2 separate regions of the Homo sapiens genome follow, and region 1 is linked to region 2. Evidence: chromatin contacts called from ENCODE POLR2A ChIA-PET data. All regions are on one chromosome and are shown on one strand. Each heading gives the region's core, a stretch centred on a gene start or an enhancer-like site at or near the end of the contact. The rest is flanking DNA. Distances are from core to core; before and after follow the strand shown. Region 1 has its middle 19 kb from the start of FEZ1. Region 2 holds the start of RDX (radixin).

Region 1 (3,714 bases), core at 57-2,556, about 15 Mb after region 2:
CCTTTATCTGACTAAGAGAAATCCCTCCAGAAGAAATGAAGTGTCATGAACTCACTCCCTGGAATCTATATGATCTCTAAGAGAGGAGACTAAATGTCTCCACATCTAGGACATCATGCCCAGACAGACTTTTCACTTATGCTTCTGAGAGCTACCTGAGAGACTTCTTCTGCATAATAAGACAACCTTTGCTTGCAGTGCTCTTCCTCCCCTCACTCTCCCACAGCTTGTTGCCACCACCCTCCAGGAGTCTTTAAGCTTCTAATTCTTTTTTTTTTTTTTTTTTTTTTTGAGACAGGGTCTCACTCTGTTGTCTAGGTTGGGGTGCAGTGGGTGCAATTACAGCTCACTGTACTCACTGCAGCCTTGATCTCCCTGGTTCAAGTGATCCTCCTACCTCAGCCACCTGAGTAGCTGGAACTACAGGGGCATGCCACCACACCCAGCTAAGTTTTGCATTTTTGGTAGAGATAGGGTTTTGCCACATTGGCCAGGCTGATCTGGAACTACTGGGCTCAAGCCATCCTCCCACCTCAGCTTCCCAAAGTGCTAGGATTACAGGTGTGAGCCACTGTGCCAAGCTAATTTTTTCTGTAGCTCACAATGCTATTTAAGCTTCAACCATCTGGCCCTCCTTTGTGTCTCATATTTTGTGGAACTCCTATACATATGCATGTAATAAATTTGTATGCCTTTTCTCCTGTTAATCTGTCTACTGTCAAGTTTATTCCAGAGATTATCGAGCCTTTAAAGGGTGGAAGGAGAGTTCCTTTCACTCCTACAAACCCAAATGTCCATCAAGGGATAAATGGATAAACAAATTGTGGTATATCCATGCAATGAAATGTCATTCAGCCATAAAAAGAACAAAATACTGATACAATGCTACAACACAGATAAGCTTGAAAGCATTATGTTGAGTGAAAGACAGCAGACACAGAAAGGCACATGGTACGTAATTTCATGTACATGAAATGTCTACATAGTGTCAATTGAAGAAAATGATGAGACAAGTCTCAATCATTTTAGATTTATTTGCCAAAGTTAAGGACGCATCCTGGAGACAGGTCTATGCCTTTCTCTGAAGATGATTTTGAGGCTCCAAATTTAAGGGGGAAAGGGTGGGATATTGAGAAGCACACAGTTTTCACATAAGCAAAAGGGGCAAAGGAAAAATGTGGGGAATCTGCATTTTACATAAGATAACACAGACAAAATGGAGTAGGGGAAAAATCAGATATTCATTTGTGTCTGGCAGGCCTGCACCTGTAAAGATGACCTAACAATTTGCATTGCCATAGTGACGTTTTAACAGCTCACTGGGAATTTCCCCATATTTTGCCCACAAGGAAATTCCTGGTGAGCTGCTAAAACATCACTGTGGCATGCAAATTGATAGGTTATCTTTACAGGTACAGGCCTGCCAGACACAAATGCATATCTGATTTTTGACTTTTCCCTTTGGCTAAATGACTCTGGGGTCCCAAAATGTAATTTCTTTTCACAATAGAAACATAAAGTAGATTGGTGGTTGCCAGGGGCTGTGGAGAGTGACTGCTAACGGATGTGTGGTTTCTTTAGTTTGGCAGGGTGTGTGTGTGGCGGGGGGTGGGATGATGAAAATGCACTAAAATTAAATTGTGGTAGATAGTAAAAGGAAGTAGTTATGTGATTGTTGCACAACTCTGTGACTATACTAAAAGCCACTGAATTGTGTAGTTTAAAAGGGTGGCTGGTTGGGCGTGGTGGCTCACGCCTGTAATCTCAGCACTTTGGGAGGCCGAGGCAGGCGGATCACCTGAGGTCGGGAGTTCAAGACCAGCCTGACCAACACGGAGAAACTCTGTCTCTACTAAAAATACAAAATTAGCCAAATGGGGTGGCACATGCCTGTAATCCCAGCTATTTGGGAGGATGAGACAGGAGAATCACTTGAACCTGGGAGGCGGAGGTTGCAGTGAGCCAAGATTGCGCCATTGCACTCCAGCCTGGGCAACAAGAGCAAAACTCCATCTCAAAAAAAAAAAAAAAAAAAGTGTGGCTGGATGCTGTGGCTCATGCTTATAATCCCAGCACTTTGGAATGCCAAAGCAGGAAGATTGCTTAAATCCTGGAGTTCAAGACCAGACTGGCCAACATAGCAAGACCCCATCTCTACAAACAAGTTTTTTTTTAATTAGCTGGGTAGGGTGGCACACACCTGTGGCCCCAGCTACTTGGGAGACTAAGAAGGCAGGAGGATCACTTGACCCTAAGGGGTAGAGGCTGCAGTGAGTTGTGATCACACCACTGCACTCTAGCCTGCACAGCAGAACAAGACCCTGTCTCTAAATAATAAATGAAAAGGTAAATTTTATGGTATGTGATTATATCTCAGTAAAAGTGTGATTTTTTAAAAAGTCAATGAATCTTAAACAAATAAGCAAACAAAAGCTTAGTCAGGTCTCAGGTGATGCTACACTACTACCCAAACAGATTCATTTCTAAAAAGCAAGCAGCGTAACAAGAGCAGCCATTTATGTGCTTACTATGTAAGGAGCTTTACCTAACAATACTGTTTGTTAAACTTTTCATCTCATTTTATTTGCACAATGACCTTATAAAGTATGTATGATTACCCTTTGTTTAGGAAAATGAGAAAACAGGCTCTCAGGGATGGGATAATTTGTTCAAGGCTCACACAGCTAAGAAGGGGTAAGGCAGGAGTTCTAACCCAGAGAGCCATCTGACTCCAAAGTTCAGGATAGCCACGTTCCCACTATGTTCATCAAAAAAAACAAGAATGAGCCAGGCGCTGTGGCTCACGCCTGTAATCCCAGCACTTTGGGAGGCCGAGGCGAGCAGATTATCTGAGGTCAGGAGTTCGAGACCAGCCTGGCCACCATGGTGAAACCCTGTCTCTACTAAAAATACAAAAATTAGCTGGGTGTGGCAGCGGGCGCCTGTAATCCCAGCTACTCGGAGGCTGAGGCAGGAGAATCACTTGAACCTGGGAGGCAGAGGATGCAGTGAGCCGAGACTGCACCACTGCACTCCAGCCTGGGTGACAGAGCGAGACTCCAGTGCAAAAAAAAAAAAATGCTGAGAAGGATTTTAGCTGAGTCTAAAACAAGTACTGGCAGGGCTCTGCTAACCACGCTGCTGCTCACTCCTTCTTCTGCAATAGTTATTTTTCCCTAATGGGTTTTTGTCTGTGTTGGAAGGAAGTCTTTTCTTCCACCAACTATGTTGTAGTGTGTGTTTGGGGCTTGGGGGACTGCAAATTAATTGATGATAGACAGATCCACAGAAGAAAAGACAAGGATTATTTACACATGCATGGGGGAGTACTCAGTAAAGGGTAATCCCTGGCAAAAATAGCCAGGGGTACGTGTGACTGCATCAGTTTAACAAAAGGGAATGGTGGTTAAGGCTTCATTGGGAATGTATGGAAGATTCTATTGGGCTTTTTTATTCTGATGCTAATGTACAGTCTTCTTTCTGGCTGGAAGCTGAATTAGACCAAATCTGGGGATTCTCCCAAACCTGAAGGGGGGTTAATGGCAGTCGTATTTTGGGAGGCTCTGCTTTAGTCAGATCAGGGAAGTCCAGATATGATTTCTATCTGCATCTGCTGTAGCTCAAATGGTTTCAGTTTAAAATAAACTTTTTATCTTTCTGAGGGTTTCTTGGTCCCTTCATTTGTTTGTTTCTGCTTTTACTATATTCCCAGAC
Region 2 (3,828 bases), core at 208-2,707:
AAAAAACTGCAATCCTGAATATTAGTCTCCTTTCTCAAATCCAGTGATGCTGTTTTGGCAAATGGATCAAGCCATTATTTATCCAGCAACATGAACGGGGTAATTGTTCCTTCTTAGCTCCATCAGTCATATAAAAGAGTATTTAGTGTTCTAAAAAAAAAAAAAAAAAAAGAAGTATGCTCCTTAAACAATAGATTACAATGTCTATGTCAAAGTACTCGTTTATCAAATAAACCCTTATTATCTTAGACTTTTATATTTACATCCTGCCAGTCTTAGTGCCACAAGAATGCCATCGAGTTCCTCAGCAACGTGTCTTCCACCAAAATCTCAAATGTATTTTAAAATATATTTTTATGAAGTTGACTTTTAACACATTTCCAACCTAGTAACTACTCTTTAAGGAAAAAAAAAAACCACCAAATATTGGGAATGTCTGAAGAAACATGACATCTGTCTAGGAAGTGATGTAGTCTGTTTAAACTGAAAAAAAAAAAAAAACAAAAATGCACTGCCCCCTTTCAAAGTTAGTCCGGGAATTGAGTTTAGAATCCTTTAAAGGAAAAGAGGGATATCATGTACTGAACTTGTCTGGTGGGGTCTGAGACACTAAAACTGAGCGGCCTCAAGGGCCCGAGAAAGTTACAGGGCTCCGAGAGCTGCAACAGCAGCAGGTAGAGCTGCGGCCGGGAACCGCGGCCCTGGCCTGGCGGGTGCGAGCGGCGGGAGCGACTGGCGCCCCAAAGCCTGTCATGCAACATCCCCTTTGCCACTGGGGCGGAACGCACGCTCTCTAGTAATTTAACACCCCTCCTTTCAAACTGGAGGCCGGGGAACAAGTTCTAATAAATGTAAAATCGAATTCTACCTACGCTGAATATCTGGATTTTCAAACAACCCTTGGGACCATGCCAGCCCGGGCCCGGGGCCCAGTCCAGGCAGCGGGAGCCCACCGTCCCCAGGGCGCTGGGGGTCCGACACCGGCGCTGAAGGCAGACTCCGCGCCCCGAGGAAAGGAGAATCCCGCGGCGGCGAAGGTCGACTTTGGCCCGGCCAGGCACGTTCGGGCCGCGGCTCAGCCACGACTCGGGCAGGGCCTCGCGGCCCCTACCAGCCCCGGGAGGAGCCTGGCCGGCCGGGCCGTTACCACAGTGGCGCCTCGGCCAGCTGGGCGCGAGCGGAGGCGCGCCAAGCCCTGGCGGCGGCGCCACGGCCGGGCAGCACGGGCCCCGCAACTTCGCGCCGCCACCTTAGCGTCTCCGGAGGAACCGGGAGCGGGGAGTGGGGGAAGGGAGGGCGCCGCGCCTTACCCGGAGAGCGGGCGGCTTCTGCCCGCCGGCGTGTGGCTGGGGCGCTGCGCGGCGGCGCGGCTGCGACAGGGAGGGAGAAGCGGTGGTGCGAGCGCTGGCCCGCGGGAGACGAGAGGCGCCGCCGCCACCGCAGACAGCTCCGCAATATGGCCGCTCGGCGCCTCCGCGGGAAAAGGCGGGGCTGCCCGGCGCCCCCCCGCCTCCCCCTGCCGGCCGGCCGTCCTCGCGCCGCGGACTGAGCGCCAACGCCGCCGCTGGGGGCCGCCCCCGCCCCGCCCCTCCCGCAGGCTCGCAGCCGCAGGCCTGGCTCCGGGCGTGGCCGGGGGTCGCGGTCTGGGGCCGGCCAACGCGAGGTGGGTGGCTGCGGGCTCGGGAGCGCCCAGGGAAATAGGGCGAATGCGCCGGAGGGTCGAGCCCTTCCAGAGAGCGCTGGGCTCCAGCTAAACCTGCGGTCGAGGGAAGCGGAGCCGCCCAGCCCAAAGCTCGGAGTGTGCCCGCCGCCTCCCCAACGAGTGGAAACTTGAAACTCCCGCTGGTGCCAGCAAACTCACTGAGGGCGTTGCCGTCGCCCCCAGAGGAGGAATTCTTCCCAGAGGGAGCCGGGGACCAAATGAAGCGTGAGACTTGGCTGTTAGGTTTGAAGATCCTGGACTGGGAAGGAGAAAAGGGCCTACCTGAGCGGAATTTAGATTTGCAACAAAGAACGTTTACATTATTTTGGCAGGTTTTAGCCAACTAGAAAAACTTAATTTTTCAGCGACAATTTTCAAACTTCACCAAAACCTCAATGGATAAGACCCCAAATCAGGAGTGCAAATTTTAATCCAAGCAAGGATGTGTGATAATTTTTTATTACCAACGACATGCTTTGGCAGTTGGAAGGAGTTGGTTAGCAAGAAAAAGTTGGAAGTAGGGCCCCAAAGAGCCGCCAAACCTACATAATTCTAGATTTAGAGAAAGTTAGGCATTCGATCTTAAGACTAAGTCTAGCCCACTCACTTTAGTTAGTGGCTGGGATGAGACAGGAAGCTCCTGACTTCTGGATCAGTCTTCTGTCATCTAATCCATGCTGAGTCCCCTCAGTATTGTCTGCTGGGATGATTCAGGGAGCAAAACTTGCTATGAGTATACAAACAGCAAGCGCACAAAATCAGATTCGCCTGGCTTGCCCTGTTTGCAATACTTTTTTTAGCTTATCTTTTGTGAACAAACTTTAGATTCAAATAACAAAACGCCTGAGTATACTTACTTTTATAGGACAAATAACTCCTATACTTCCTGCCTTAGCATTTACCTTAGGTGAGACAGTAGCTTTTCCAGGAAATATCTGCAAATCACTTTCACTAGCCTGCCTCTTCAGTGAGTTTCCACTATTGCCCTTTGAGACCTCTCCGAACAATTAAAAGCCCCCAAGAGACTCAAGGGTTAAACTCAAGGGCCTTTAGATAGCAAATTCCTCAAGGATGGGAACCAGGTGTGTGACTTGCGACCAAATAGGTTCTTGTGGTTCTTAGGGACCACCAAAAGATCACTCCTTACCTCTCCCTAGGGTGCAAGAATTATCCTGGTTATTGTTCAGCCTACCACATCAGGTTGCAGGCATAGTCAAAGTATTACGTAATACTTCCCATGAAGTAGGTAAGAAAAAAAAGTATTATGTAAATTCCTACATAGTACACTAATCAAATGAAATTATATAACACACTTTTGCAACTGAAAGTGAAGGATTCACTGTTGTTGGTCAGGTGCCAGACACTGGTGTGAAATTCTTTTACATGACTGTCTCTTTTAATGGTTACAAAAACCCTCTGGGATAAATACTATTATTGACCCTTTAAAAAAAATCGATGAATAAGACAGCTTAAAAAGAGGTAAGTAATTTCCCCAATGTAACAAAACTAGGAAGTGGCAGAGCAGTGACCAAACCCAAATATATGTTTGACTCCAAAAGCCTTGATTTTATCCTATCTTCTGCAACAGCAAACAGACCAAAAATTGCAACATTTTAGTTGGGTATCCTATTAGTAAATATTTAAGTGAAAGATAACAGTCAAGGCTGGTGAGATAAAAAGGGTACTCTCAGACATGGTGAGTGGGAGTGTAAACTGAAATAATCTCTTTATAAAGCTATTTGGCACTGTGATTCAACCCCTAAGAACTTTCATGGCAGGGCATGGTGGCTCATGCCTGTAATCCCCGCACTTCCTGGGAGGCTGAGGCGGGCAGAGCATGAGGTCAGGAGACCGAGACTATCCTGGCCAACATGGTGAAACCCCGTCTCTACTGAAAATACAAACCTCAGCTGGGTGTGGTGGCACACGCCTGTAATCCCAGCTACTTGGGAGGCTGAGGCAGGAGAATGACTTGAACCCGGGAGGCAGAGATTGCAGTGAGCCGAGATCATGCCACTGCACTTCAGCCTGGCAACAGAGCGAGACTCCCTCTCAAAAAAAAACAAAGCAAAAAAACAAAAAGAATGTTCATAACTGGCCAGTGCTGAAGCTCACACCAGTAATCC

Evidence for each region. ChIA-PET counts read pairs that join two places held with the same protein, here RNA polymerase II (POLR2A).
Region 1: POLR2A ChIA-PET joins it to region 2 with 10 read pairs in T-cell. The contact joins the enhancer-like site here to the promoter of RDX in region 2. POLR2A ChIA-PET finds 5 or more read pairs at or near these places in 2 of 52 experiments (H1 and T-cell).

What each region holds. Positions count from the first base shown.
Region 1 is chr11:125,513,110-125,516,823 of GRCh38, forward strand. No RefSeq gene overlaps it. Among named protein-coding and RNA genes, the nearest start is that of FEZ1, 19 kb to the left of the region's middle. Within about 2 kb of position 1,307, at least 9 of the 41 ENCODE cell types and tissues checked have a DNase peak (open chromatin) inside an H3K27ac peak, as active enhancers do.
Region 2 is chr11:110,295,157-110,298,984 of GRCh38, forward strand. It overlaps RDX (radixin), which reads right to left and starts at 1,458. Exons shown (of 14, transcript NM_002906.4): 1 at 1,311-1,458. RefSeq lists an enhancer at 555-1,427 and silencers at 641-700, 831-930, 941-990, 1,041-1,840.